Linked DNA regions of Homo sapiens: region 2 is linked to region 1. A link is a contact called in ENCODE Hi-C or POLR2A ChIA-PET data. All regions are on one chromosome and are shown on one strand. Each heading gives the region's core, a stretch centred on a gene start or an enhancer-like site at or near the end of the contact. The rest is flanking DNA. Distances are from core to core; before and after follow the strand shown. Region 1 has its middle 40 kb from the start of TNPO3. Region 2 holds the start of SMO (smoothened, frizzled class receptor).

Region 1 (6,926 bases), core at 2,061-4,560:
ACAAAAAAAAACTGAAAAAAAATTACAAATGCCTTTCTAGTATTTTGCAAAAGGGTAGGCCTGCCCACACCCTTGGTTTAGGTTCCAGGACCAGTTATCTTGGAGCTGAGATCATAACCTTCACCCCTGTAAGGACCCCTTAGCTTTGTGGTCACAAATAGAGTCTTAAACTTGCCAGGGCTTGGTCACAAGAAGAGAGAGCAAAACATATGACCAAAGCGGCACAAGGCCGCTAAACAATTATTTTTGTTTCATCAACTGTTTTTTTTTTTTTAAGAGACAGGGGTCTCAGTGTGTTGCCCAGGCTGGACTTGAACTCCTGGGCTCAAGCAGTCCTCCCACCTCGGCCTCCCAAGTAGCTAGGATTACAGGTACACACTAGTGTACCTAGTGTACAGTAGTGTAACTAGTCTGGCTAGTTAATTAACTTTTAATTTAATTTAATTTTGAGATGGAGTCTCCCTCTGTCGCCCAGGCTGGAGTGCAGTGGCTCGATCTTGGCTCACTACAACCTCCACCTTCCGGGTTCAAGCGATTCTCCTGCCTCAGCCTCTCGAGTAGCTGAGACTACAGGGGAGTGCCACCACGCCCGGCTAATTTTTTGTGTTTTTAGTAGAGACGGGGTTTCACCATGTTAGCCAGGATAGTCTCGATCTCCTGACCTTGTGATCCACCAGCCTCAGCCTCCCAAAGTGCTGGGATTACAGGCATGAGCCACCGCGCCAGGCCTATTTTTTTGAGATGGAGTCTCACTCTGTCACCCAGGTGGGAGTGCAGTGGTGCTGATCTTGGCTCACTGCAAACGCTGCCTCCAGGGTTCAAGCGATTCTCTTGCCTCAGCCTCCCGAATAGCTGGGATTACAGGCATGTACCACCACACCCAGCTAGTTAATTAACTTAAAAAAATAATAATCAAATTATGGGCTGGCCGTGGTGGTTCAGGCCTGTAATCCCAGCACTTTGGGAGGCTGAGGCGAGTGGATCACTTGAGATCAGGAGTCCCAGACCAGCCCGGCCAACATGGTGAAACCCCATCTCTACCAAAAACACAAAAATTAGCCGGGCATGGTGGCGTGCACCTGTAGTCCCAGCTACTCAAGAGGCTGAGGCAGGAAAATCGCTTAAATCCGGGAGGCAGAGGTTGCACCAGGTAGAGATTGCACCACTGCACTCCAGACTGGGTGACAGAGCAAGACTCCATCTAAAAAAAAAAATTAATCAAATTATAACAAAAATTGAAAAATGCACAAATCATAAATGTACCATTCAAATAATTTTCACAGAGTACACCTGTGTAACTAAGCCTCCAGATCAAAAAAGAGAACATTACCAGCATTCCCTAATGCCCCCCTTCATGTTCCTCCCAGTCACAAATCACCCCCACTGTAACTCCTATTATGATTTTTAACATCATAGATTAATTTTATCTGCTTTTGAATTTCATATAGAAGGAATCACACAATATGTACTCACATATATGCCTTTTGCTGAGCACTGTGAATTAATCTATGTTGTTGCACACCATTCTTTCCTATTGTGCTAGTATGCCATTGTAGAAATATACCACAATGTATCCATTTTATTCATGGTAGACATTTTGGATATTTATAGTTTAGGGCTATTATAAGAGTGCTTCTTTGAACATTCTTGTATTCAAGAAAAAACAGCATTTTCTAGAGTGATCAAAGGGATTAATGGGACATTTATATACCTAGAAACATGATTTATATATATGGATATAAGAAAACAACAGGCATTATGAATCCTATTTATTTATTGAACTTCCATGTTTATTGCAGCACTATTGATGATAGCCAAGATTAAAAATCAACCTAAAAATGTCCATAATCAAATGAATGGGTAAAGAAAATGTGGTGTATATACACAATGGAGTATTATTCAGCCATAAGAAAAGAAAATCTTGTCATTTTCAATCATGTGGATGAACCTGGAGGACATTATGGTAATTGAAATAAGCCAGACACAGAAAAACAAATACCTCATAATCTCACTCATATGTGGAATCTAAACAAGTTGACCTCATTGAATCAGAGAGCAGAATGGTGGTTACCAGAGGCTGGGGTTTTACGGGGAGGTTTGGGGAGATGTCTGCCAAAGCACACCTAATTACAGTTAGATAGGAGGAATAAGCTCAAGAGATCTGTCACACAGCATGATGACTGTAGTTAATGATGATATATTCTATCTTTGAAGAATGCTAAGACACTTGATGTTAAGTGCTGTCACTACAAAAATCATAACTCTGTGAGGTAAAGCACTTAATTGGCTAGAATTAAGCATTCAACAATGTATATATACTTCAAAACATCATGTTGTAAATGATAAATGCATAAAATTTTATCTGACAATTTAAAAAGTAAATAAATTATATATCAATATCTATCTACCTATATATAGCTACATATATATATATATATATATATATATATATATATTTTTTTTTTTTTTTTTTTTTCCTTGAGACAGGGTCTCAAGGTCACCCAGGTTGGAGTGCAGAGGTGAAATTATGGCTCACTGCAGTCTCTACCTCCTGTACTCAAGCGATCCTCCCACCTCAGTCTCCCAGCTAGGTGGAACTAGAGGCGTGCACCATCATGCCTGGCTGTTCGGAGGGTGTGTGTAGAGACAGGATCTCACTATGTTGTACCGGCTGGGTCTTGAATTCCTGGGCTCAAGCATTCCCCTCACCTCGGCCTCCCAAAGTGCTGGGATTAGAGGTGTGAGCCACTATGCCTGGCCAAAAAAAGTAAATAAAACTTTGGAACACATTATGAAAGGATAGCAGTAGGCTGGGCATGGTTGGCTCACACCTGTAATCCCAGCTCTTTGGGAGGCCGAGGTGGATGGATCACCTGAGGTCAGGAGTTCGAGACCAGCCTGGTCAACATGGCGAAACCCTGTCTCTACTAAAAGGACAAAAATTAGCCGGGCGTGGTGGCACGTGCCTGTTATCCCAGCTACTCAGGAGGCTGAGGCAGGGGAATCGCTTGAACCCTGCAGGTGGAGGTTGCAGTGAGCCGAGATCATGCCATTGCACTCCAGCCTGGGCAACAGAGCGAGTCTCAGAAAAAAAAAAGAAAGGATATCTGTATTCCAAATACTGAGTCTGTGTCTTTGTCATAACCTTAGCTGAAATTATCAAAAATATATAGTTCTTGTGGTGTTTTTGTTGTTCCACTAGTTAGTCCTAAGCATACAAACTCTGATGATTACCAGCATGTTTAACACATGGCATACAACACGGAAGCCACTGAAGTGCTTTAGGACTTTGACTTTAACCTTGTGCACCTGGAGTTTCTAGTGCTGATGGTGATGGCGTGGAAGACACTACAGAGACAGGAAGTGGTAACAGTTCCATTTCTGGCCGCTCTGAACACAGAATAAAGTTTGCATCCAAAATCACTGAAGAAATGTTTCAAACCACAAGCTTCCGCAGACCAGGCACAGTGGCTCACACCGGTAATTCCAGCACTTTGGGAGGCTGAGGCGGGAGGATGGCTCAAGTCCAGGATTTTGAGACCAGCCTGGGCAACATAGTGAGACCCCATTGCTACAAAACAAACAAAACAGAAACAAAAGCTTCCACAGTCTCTGAGAATTTTCTAGAGAGAATGACCAAGGACTTGGCTATAGTTAGGTAACTAAGAATAAAAACTGTAGACTGTGAACTGCACCCATGAAAATAAAGGAAGAGATCATATATGAAAGTGAGAAATAGGCCAGGCACAGTGGCTCACGCTTGAAATCCCAACACTATGGGAGGCCAAGGCAGGAGGATCACTTGAGACCGGGAGTTCAAGACCAGCCTAGGCAACATTGCAAAACCCTGTCTCTCATGCATCACTTACATAACCTAAAAGTAAATCACAAATGGCCTGTCCACCTAGATTTTCTTCATGCCTCTTACATTTCAGAGTTCTTAATCTTCCGTGGAAAAGTGTATATGAATGATGTCCACCCAAACTTTTCCTGTCTTTCCTTAAATGTAAATTCTGAAGGCTACAGCTTCCATATCTTTTCAGTATCACTTTTTGGAATGAATCTTTTTTTTTTTTTTTCCAAGACGGAGTCTTGCTCTGTTGCCCAGTCTGGAGTGTAGTGGTGCAATCTCCACTCACTGCAACCTCCGTCTCCTAGGTTGAAGCAATTCTCCTGCCTCAGCCTCCTGAGTAGCAGGATTACAGGTGTGCACCACCATACCCAGCTGATTTTTGTATTTTTAGTACAGATTTTCACCATGTTGGCCAGGCTGGTCTTGAACTGGCTGGTCTCAAACTCCTGACCTCGTGATCTGCCCGCCTTAGCCTCCCAAAGTGCTGGGATTACAGGTGTGAGCCACCGCGCCCGGCCTGGAATGAATTTTTATGCCCTGCTCTGGCAAAAGGTCTTGAGTGAAATGAGAAGACATAACTGGGTGTTTGGCTCCTGGCTCCTGTCTCTTCACATTCCAGGGCTCTTTCCTTTGCTCCAGGCAGGTGATCACGTCTGACTTAGATATAGCAAAACCCAGGGAGGCCAGGTTTCTGTAGTTCTCTAACAACACATCCCTATACAAATTCTGCTGTGCAGGGTCCAGGCATCCCCACTCCTCTGGAGAGAATACAGCCACATCCCTGAAAGTCAACAGACTCACTTCCCAGCTTCTAGGGTGTCCTGGTGTTCTCCCTACGGATCTCCAAGTACCTACAGATCACAAGTCTGCCGATCACAGCCCATTCTTGTATTTAGTTTTTGGGAAATATATGCACACATTTCTGTTGGCTTCATAACTAAGAGTGAAATTGCTGGGTCATAGGATTGCTTTCACTGATACTGCCAGCTTTCCAAAGTATTGTACTAATTTATATTCCCATCAGCAATATATGAGAGTTTCATGTTCTTTACAACAATTGGTATGTTATTTTTCATTTAGTTATCCTGGTATGTGAGTAATAGTATTTATTGCCTTGTTCTTTTAATTTACATTTCCCTAATAACTAAAGCACCTTTCCAGGAACTTATCAGCCATTTGGTTTGGATATCTTCTTTTGTCAAGTGCCTATTTAAGGCTTTTAGGCAAACAATTTAAAGTCTGAATTTATCCACCATGAATGTGATAAGAGCATTGTTAAGAATTCAGTTTAATCCCAAACAAGCAAGTTCTATTCATGAGCGACATAGAGAGATAATCCTTACACCTGTACGGTATTTGCATGATCTCATTTGGCTAATACAGCAAGTACTCTGGAAAGTAGAAGACTGAGGTTATGTTTTACCTAGAAGGAAGCCATCTTGGAGGGGTTGTGACATGCTCGAAATAAGTGGCAGAACCAAGATTCTCAACGTTTTGCAACTTCCTGACCAAATACTCATTTCACCATAATAGTTCTCAACTCCATTGAATTCCTCCACCTTTATAATAAATATTTTATATCATCCCCTTTACTACAATGAAATTAAATTTATAATTTCAAAAGATAATCAAGCCAAGCACGGTGGTGCCCACCTGTAGTCCCAGCTACTCAGGAGGCTGAGGCAAAAGGATCTGCTTGAGTCCCTGGAGTTTGAGGCTGTAATATGCCATGCTCATACCTGTGAATAGCCACTGCCCTCCAGCCTGGGCAACATAGTGAGACCCTATCTCTAAAAAAAAAAAAAAAGATAATCCATATATTGCCTCTATGATATAAAGGAGAAATAAAAGGATAGTAATTTATAATAAATAATTACTGGCCCGGCACAGTAACTCATGCCTGTAATCCCAGAACTTTGGGAGGCCAAGGTGGGAAGATCGCTTGAGCCCAGGAGTTCAAGAACAGCCTGAGCAACATAGGAAGACCCTGTCTCTACAAAAATTTTAAAAAAAATAATAGCCAGATGTGGTGGCACGTGCCGATGGTCCCAGTTACTTGGGAGGCTGAAGCGGGAGGATCATTCAGGATTGCTTGGGCCTGGGAGGTTGAGGCTGCAGTGAGCCGTGATCACACCATTGCACTCCAGCGTGGGCAACAGAGCGAGACTCTGTCTCAAACTAAAATAATAATTACAATGATTACAAATAGAATAATTAATAACTAAATAATTATAAGGAAAACAATAATAAATTCTGGGCACAGCTGTATTAGAACATGTAATGGAATGCTAGATACTTTCCTCTACAAACAGACTGTCTCTGCTGTCCCTGACGTAATTTTCCACATTGGTGAACAGCTCTAGGTAAAACTGTGAATGAAACAAAGTACAATAATCTTTTATATGGTAGTTGTATTCCAGGGAAATTAACTGTGTTAATTTTTGACATGTTTTTTAAATCATTATCTGAGTTTTAGGCTCAGATAATTATGGACAGTTTTTCACCTACATGAATATCTGAGGATACATTCGAAAGCTGGACAAGTCTTTATTTTACAGGATTGTCACATTCATTGCAGAACAACATAGCAACCCTGGCCCCATGCCCCCTAAAGGGTGGTAGGGTCCCTCAATCATTGTGACAACCCACAGCTCCTTGAGGTGGTACTTGTCCTACTGACGACACTACACTACAAGCACTGTCCAGCATATTTCCAGCCTGAAATATGCAATGTAACCAAAAAGCCGAGGTTTGGCTGAGAAAGACCTGGGTTTGGCACTCAGTCATTCACTCTCAGTGAGACCCCGAGTAAGCCACTTCACATCTCTGAGCCTCGGTGTCCCAACTATGAGGCTGGCCTCTGCATTTTGTAGCAGCAGCAGCATTTACTATGTCTCACTGCACCTGCTGCAAGCTGCTTGGAGCAAGTCTCCGTCCTTCCCACTCCATCGCTTAGCTGCTGGTTCATGCACCACCCAGCCCTGCCCCATGTTGGCAACAATTTGCAAGGTAGACTAGTTAGTTACTCATGCACATAGTGCTTTTGATCTTCCCACTCCCTGTTGACAAATAC
Region 2 (6,885 bases), core at 4,226-6,725, 93 kb after region 1:
GTGAGACTCCGCCTCAAAAAAAAAAAAAAAGAAAGAAAGAAAAGTGTGTCTTTTTTTCATTGGGCTTGGCACCCTTGTCGAAAACCAATTGGCCACATATGTGAGGGTTTACCTCTAGGCTCTCTATTCTCTTCTATTGACTTGTATTTCTGCCCTTATGCAAGTAGTATAGTGTTGTTTTGTTTTGAGACGGAGTCTCACTCTGTTGCCCAGACTGGAGTGCAGTGGTGCAATCTCGGCTCACTGCAACCTCTGCCTCCCAGGTTCAAGCGATTCTCCTGCCTCAACCTTCTGAGTAGCTGGGATTACAGACACGCACCACCATGCCTGGCTATTTTTTATTTTTTATTTTTTATTTTTTAGTAGAGACAAGTTGTCCATGTTGGCCAGGCTGGTCTCCAGCTCCTGATCTCAAGTGATCCACCCACCTCGGCCTCCAAAAGTGCTGGGATTACAGGCGTGAGCCACCGTGTCTGGCCATGGTGTTTTAATTACTGTAGCTTCACAGTATATTTTGAAGTTGGGAAGAAGTGTGAGTCCTTTTTTTTAAGATTGTTTTGGCTATTCAGCTCTCCTTGCAATTTCATATAAACTTGAGGACTGGCTTTTCCATTTCTGAAAAAGAGGCTGTTGGAATTTTGATAAGGATTGTGCTAAATCTGTAGATCAATTTGAATTATATTGACTAACACTGTTAAATCTTCCTATCCTTGAATACGAAATGTCCTTTCACTTATTTAGGACTTCTTTAATTTCTGTAAGCAACATTTTGTACTTTTCAGTATATGAGTCTTTTACCTCCTTGGTTAGATTTATTCACAAGTATTTAATTCTTTTTTTTTTTTTCTGAGACGGACTCTCGCTCTGTTGCCCAGGCTGGAGTGCAGTGTCGCAATCTCAGCTCATTGCAACATCCGGCTCCCGGGTTCAAGCAATTCTCCTGCCTCAGCCTCCCAAGTAGCTGGGATTATAGGCACCCACCACCACGCCCAGCTAATTTTTATATTTTTAGTAGAGACGGGCTTTCACCATGTTGGTCAGGCTGGTCTCGAACTCCTGACCTTGTGATCCACCCATCTTGGCCTTCCAAAGTGCTGGGATTACAGGCATAAGCCACCGCACCCAGCCGTATTTAATTATTTTAGATGCTATTGTAAATGGTATTACTGTTTTAATTTCCCTTTCAGGTTATTCATCACTGGTATATAGAAACACAACGGATAATTTTCTCATTTTTGGGAGGGAAGAAATTGAGGCTCAGAATAAGTTGCTCAAAGGTGCATGGCTAGTAAGGCCCAACTCAGGGCTCTTAATTCTGAATCTATCGTGCTGTCTCTCTGAAGAGGTTGCTTATTGGGCCCCTTTACCATTTTGCCCTTTCCCTTTGACTCAATGCTCTTAATTGCAAAATAGGAAGCACTGGGAAAAGAAAGAACTGGAGCACAGCCGGGTGTGGTGGTTCACACCTGTAATCCCAGCACTTTGGGAGGCCGAGGTGGGCAGATCACCTGAGGTCGGGAGTTGGAGAGCAGCCTGGCCAACATGGTGAAACCCCATCTCTACTGAAAATACAAAGATTAGCTGGGCATGGTGGCAGAAGTCTGTAATCCCAGCTATTCCGGAGGCTGAGGTAGGAGAATCGATTGAACCCAGGAGGCGGAGTTTGCAGTGAGTTGAGATCGCACCACTGCACTCCAGCCTGGGCAACAGAGCAAGACTCCATCTAAAAAAAAAAAAAATTGGAGCACTGCAACAGTTATGTTCCGAATTTTGCCAGTGTAACAACTGAACCACAGGAGGCAGCCATGGTCTCAGTGATACCCATGGATACGTTCACATCAACCCTCTTTGACTGGAGGGCCCACAGGCAAATGACAGTCAACATTGAATTTGTGACCTCAAAATGCCAAAATACTTTATGAGAATGACTCAGAAATCAAGAAGCTACTTGTAACAAATCAAGTACTGAAATGCATTGTCAACACAGGACAGCCTCTCATCCCTGAGAAAAGGATTGTGTTAGGACATGCAGTTGAGGCTAAGACTCTTGAGGAACTGGGTGGGGTGTGGCTCAGGCTTGCTTGGGAGAGAAGCACTTTGCAGCCTGCCACCAGGCTGGAGACCTGAGTGTGCCAAGTCACTCTGCGTAGTCTAACAGACACTGGCAGTCTTGTATGTCTACAGGAGGGGATGCATGAACTTTCTCCAGGAACCTGAATACCATTCACGAACGACTGGGAAATTCCCTCTCCCCAGTCCCCACTGAACAGTTTCCTTCTCTCAAATGACAGGATTCCTGAATCTCTTTCTACTTCCTTCTATATCTAGGAGATAGCACATCGCTGCAGCTGTCACTAATGGGAACGTGGCCTGATAGCTGTGGACAGTACTAGCAGCATTTTCTCAGTCTGCCTTCCTGCTACCCTTTGCTAGGCCAGCAGGATTCCCACAAGGGAATACTGAAGTCTGATGAATAGGAGCACATGTGTGCATGAGTGTACACACACACACACACAAACACACACACACACAGAATTGAGAACTTATGGTATATTCTCCCCTCAAGAAGGGAAGAGCATTCTGGCTGGAAGATAGTGTCTTAGGATAGCCTCAATTTACCTCTGCTATCTCCAATGTGAAGGTATTATATTCCCACAATGCGAATCTTCCTCATACTTCCTGAGAAACCTCACACAAGAAATGGGAGAGCCTATATCCTTGAAGAATTACCTACTGACATTTGGAGTAGAGAAATAAGGGCCTGCCTGAGCACATGTGTAAGTTCTTCCCTAATACATGAAATATTAGGAAAATCCCACAGGGCTTCGAGACTGCCACAACCAGATATTTTACTCTTGCTCACTCAGGAAGGTAAAGAGAAAAGCAAAAACAAACAAAACAACACACACACACAATCAAATAGAAAATAAGTGCAGATAGTTCACAAAGCAAAGCATCGGGTGTGCTATCAGGCTCCAAGGCAGCTTTCTCTACAGCTTGGACTTAGACATGTTATAACAGCCATTTTATTATGTCACAGAAAGAAATAACTGAAGTAGGTCATAACATTTCAAATTATTTTTCCAGTAGGAATATTATGCCCTGATGACATAGTCTAGTTTCACTTCTTCCATAAGTCACCAGAGACTTTCCTTAAAATGGTCCCTTGTCTCCAGCCTCTTGCACTTCATGCCATCCTCATGTTGCCTTATGTATTAGTCTGTTCTCGCATTGCTATAAAGAAATACCTGAGACTGGTCAGGTGCAGTGGCTCACACCTGTAATCACAGCACTTTGGAAGGCTGAGGTGGGTGGATCACTTGAGGTCAGGAATTTGAGACCAGCCGGGGCAACATGGTGAAACCTCGTCTCTACTAAAAATACAAAAATTAGCCTGGCGTGGTGGCATGTGCCTGTAATCCCAGCTACTCAGGAGGCTGAGGCAGGATAATCATTTGAACCTGGGAGGTGGAGGTTGAGGTGAGCCGAGATCACACTGCTGTGCTCTGAGATCACACCACTGTGCTCCAGCCTGGGCGACAGAGCGTGACTCCGTCTGAAAAAAAAAAAAAATACCTCAGACTGGGTAATTTATAAAGAAAAGAAGTTTAATTGGGTCACAGTTCAGCAGGCTATACAGGAATCATAGCAGCTTCTGCTCCTGGAGAAGCCTCAGGAAACTTCTAATCATGGTGGAAGGCAAAGGGGGAGCGAGACATCTTACATGGCAGGAGCAGGAGGAAGAAGCGGGGAGGTGCCAAACCCTTTAAACAATCCTCGTGAGAACTCACTCATTATCGTGAGAGCAGCACGAGGAGGATGGTGCTAAACCATTCATGAGAAACTGCCTCCGTGATCCAGTTACCTCCCACCAGGCCTCACCTCCAACACTGAGGATTACAATTCAACATGAGATTGGGTGGGGATGCAGATCCAAACCATATCACCTAATATTAACCAGTAAAGATTAATATCATTCCCCTAGTCAAAACTTTGAGATTTCCTTACTATCAAGAGAATTGACCCTTAATTCTGTGTGTTATTTGAGGCTTCTTACCAATCAGTTTCCCTACTTATCTATGTCCTTATTCTAACTCCTCCTACTCACACTTTAGTCCTGGATTCAAAACCCACCTCCTCCACTTCTATCCACACTGACCTCTGTCCCCTATTCCTATAGCATACTCACGGTACATCTCATTTTGGCAGCTTATTTATCAAGTGATTACTATGTATGCTCAAGTGAACTAGATGTTTTGTGAACACTAAGAGAATGAGATAAGGTCCCTGACCTGAAGGAGGGAACGTTGCTGTTCTGTCATGCTATGTTTCCTGAGAGCAAGCCATGTATCCACAGGAAAATGGAAGTCTACAGGTTCCTCCAGGATGTCTCTGTGCTATGTACATGCTGGAATTTCAGAAAGACTTGCTAAATTGAATTAAATTCTCTCTCTCTCTCCAATTGATATAGTTGAAGTGCAATAACTAATATGCACTTAAACTGTCCAAAGTAACAGAACTAGTCCACTACCGCTAGGCCATGAGCAAGTCTTCCAGGGGTAAGAAAGGAAAACCCACCCTGGTGTGCAGCCCGATCAGCAACAAGGAAAAAGTTGCTCAGTGCAAGTCTACTCTCCTGTTTGGAGCCTTGTGGTTATGCTGGGTTATACTTGGTTGTGCAGGTGTAAACTGCTGAAGTGGGAAATTAAGTGTGGTGACCAAAAGTGTGATGCTCAAAGGAGTGAGGAAAGGCAAAATGAGCAGAGTGGGGAAGAGGAGCAGCAGAAACCTCCCAGAGCAGATGAGCAGCAGGGCCATCAAAGAAGGACTGGTTTCCTTCTCACATAACCAAGGCCAGTCCCTGGGAACCACAGTTCAGACTTCACATATTTGTAGCAGTAAAGGCTTGATGTTGGCAAGTTTATTTCCCAGACACCTGTTCCCGCAGGTAACAGCAGCCAGAGCAGCTGCCGTGAGTGACTCTGAGGTCGTCTCTCTCAAAGGTCCCGAGCTGGAAGGATTTGGAGAAGCGCAAACCCCAAACCCAGGTTCTTCTCCATGGGGCCCCGGGATACGTTGGAAAATCTAACCAAAGCAGGAAAAACTGGCGGGCCTGGAGAACGGGGCAGAGATGGAACAGAAGTCCCCGTTGACTTCAGGCATCCCCTGTCTTTCCCATCCTGAGCCAGGAGAAAAGTCCGCTTCCTGCAGACGACCTCAGACCAAGCAAGGTGCCCGCCGAGTCTCTCCTTGCAGGTCCGGCCCACGATTTCCACTCATCTCTTTCCCCCGGGCGCGGGGCGGCGGCAGGCGGGGTCACCAGATCCCCCTAGCCCGGGCCCCTCCAGGCGCCAGGGACGCTGACGCTCGCGCTCTTCCTCTCTCGCCTCCCCTCCCCACCTCTCCGCTCCTTCGTCCAGTCCCTCCCCCAGCCTCGGCGCAGGGGGGCCGGGCTTGGCTCCGCGAGGCCCGTGCATTCCAGAGAGCCCAGCGAGCTAGAGCAACAAAGGAGCCGGGTCGCCGGCGGGGAGAGTTCGGGGGGCTGCGGCGCGCTGGGGCGAAGGTGGCTGCTGGGCCGCGGGCTGGCGCGGGGGCGGAGCCGGAGCTGCACTCGCACCCCCGGCCCGCGTCTGGCCTCCCTCGCGGGGCGGGGAGGTGGCTTTAATGGTGGGAGAGGGAATGGGGCTGGGGATTGGGGGCCCAGGGGTCTCCTAGGGCTGAAGACAACTTGGATTGCGAGGCTAGGGCTTGGGGAGTCGTGCATCCCGTTCCGGGCCTCCGCAGCCCAACATGGGCCCCGGGTTCCAAAGTTTGCGAAGTTGGGCGCCGAGGGGCCGGGGCGCGCGGAGCGTCCGGGGGGGCCCGGGCCCGGATTCTCTGGGCGCACAGGTCGCCTGAGCCGCCTCCGCGGCCGCCGAGGTCGTGCGTGTGGCCGGGGGGCTCCGAGGAGCAGGCGGGGGCGCCGGGGCTTTTGCTGAGTTGGCGGGGTTGGCCATGGCCGCTGCCCGCCCAGCGCGGGGGCCGGAGCTCCCGCTCCTGGGGCTGCTGCTGCTGCTGCTGCTGGGGGACCCGGGCCGGGGGGCGGCCTCGAGCGGGAACGCGACCGGGCCTGGGCCTCGGAGCGCGGGCGGGAGCGCGAGGAGGAGCGCGGCGGTGACTGGCCCTCCGCCGCCGCTGAGCCACTGCGGCCGGGCTGCCCCCTGCGAGCCGCTGCGCTACAACGTGTGCCTGGGCTCGGTGCTGCCCTACGGGGCCACCTCCACACTGCTGGCCGGAGACTCGGACTCCCAGGAGGAAGCGCACGGCAAGCTCGTGCTCTGGTCGGGTAAGTGCGGCGGAGCCGGGTCTGGGGGGCGGGAGGTGCCGCGGTAAGATGGGGGCACCCTTGGAAAGAACAGGCTCAGGCCTGAGTTTTGGAGAGGGCGGGGACAGCACCCGGGAGAGTTGGAGGGACAGATCCCGAAACTTTGGGGGCAGGTTACGTGCAGGATGGGACCCTCGGTCATGGGAAAAGGAGGGCAAGGAAGTTGACGAAGCGGGTCACAAAGGGCCTGAGCTGGTGGGTGAGCAAAGGATGGCGGGGATGAGGGGCCCGTGAGGAGGTGGCTCTAAGCCACGGGAAAAGACATTTTGTAAGAAGAGGAGATGCTCCACCTATTCTGGAAGCAGGGTGCCGGGGGATTCAAGGAGGTGTTGAAGACCCTGGGGAAATTGGAGTTGGAGAGGAAAAGGGGAGGGATGACGGAGGAAGAGGTTTAGACATTTGGAGGGAAGGGTAGGGGGACATGATCGAGTGAAGTTTTGAAGGAAAAGAAACCTCCCTAGTGATGAATTATTAAAAGGTAACCAGAAAGTTCTGGAAATCTTGATTTGGGAGACAGGAAT

The links. Hi-C counts contacts between places; a loop is a spot of excess contacts on that map. ChIA-PET counts read pairs that join two places held with the same protein, here RNA polymerase II (POLR2A). Pooled maps may share reads with other maps.
Region 2: a pooled map shows a loop between it and region 1 (2.0-fold over the local background). The contact joins the promoter of SMO here to the enhancer-like site in region 1. A Hi-C loop is called at or near these places in 2 of 50 pooled maps. POLR2A ChIA-PET finds 5 or more read pairs at or near these places in 3 of 52 experiments (HEK293, Panc1 and WTC11).

The regions. Positions count from the first base shown.
Region 1 is chr7:129,092,046-129,098,971 of GRCh38, forward strand. It overlaps the pseudogene LOC112267982. Among named protein-coding and RNA genes, the nearest start is that of TNPO3, 40 kb to the left of the region's middle. RefSeq lists enhancers at 3,187-3,236, 6,839-6,926. Within about 2 kb of position 3,311, at least 4 of the 41 ENCODE cell types and tissues checked have a DNase peak (open chromatin) inside an H3K27ac peak, as active enhancers do.
Region 2 is chr7:129,183,158-129,190,042 of GRCh38, forward strand. SMO (smoothened, frizzled class receptor) reads left to right here and starts at 5,476. Exons shown (of 12, transcript NM_005631.5): 1 at 5,476-6,325. The coding sequence starts at 5,995. RefSeq lists an enhancer at 4,694-4,783 and silencers at 5,413-5,682, 5,913-6,172.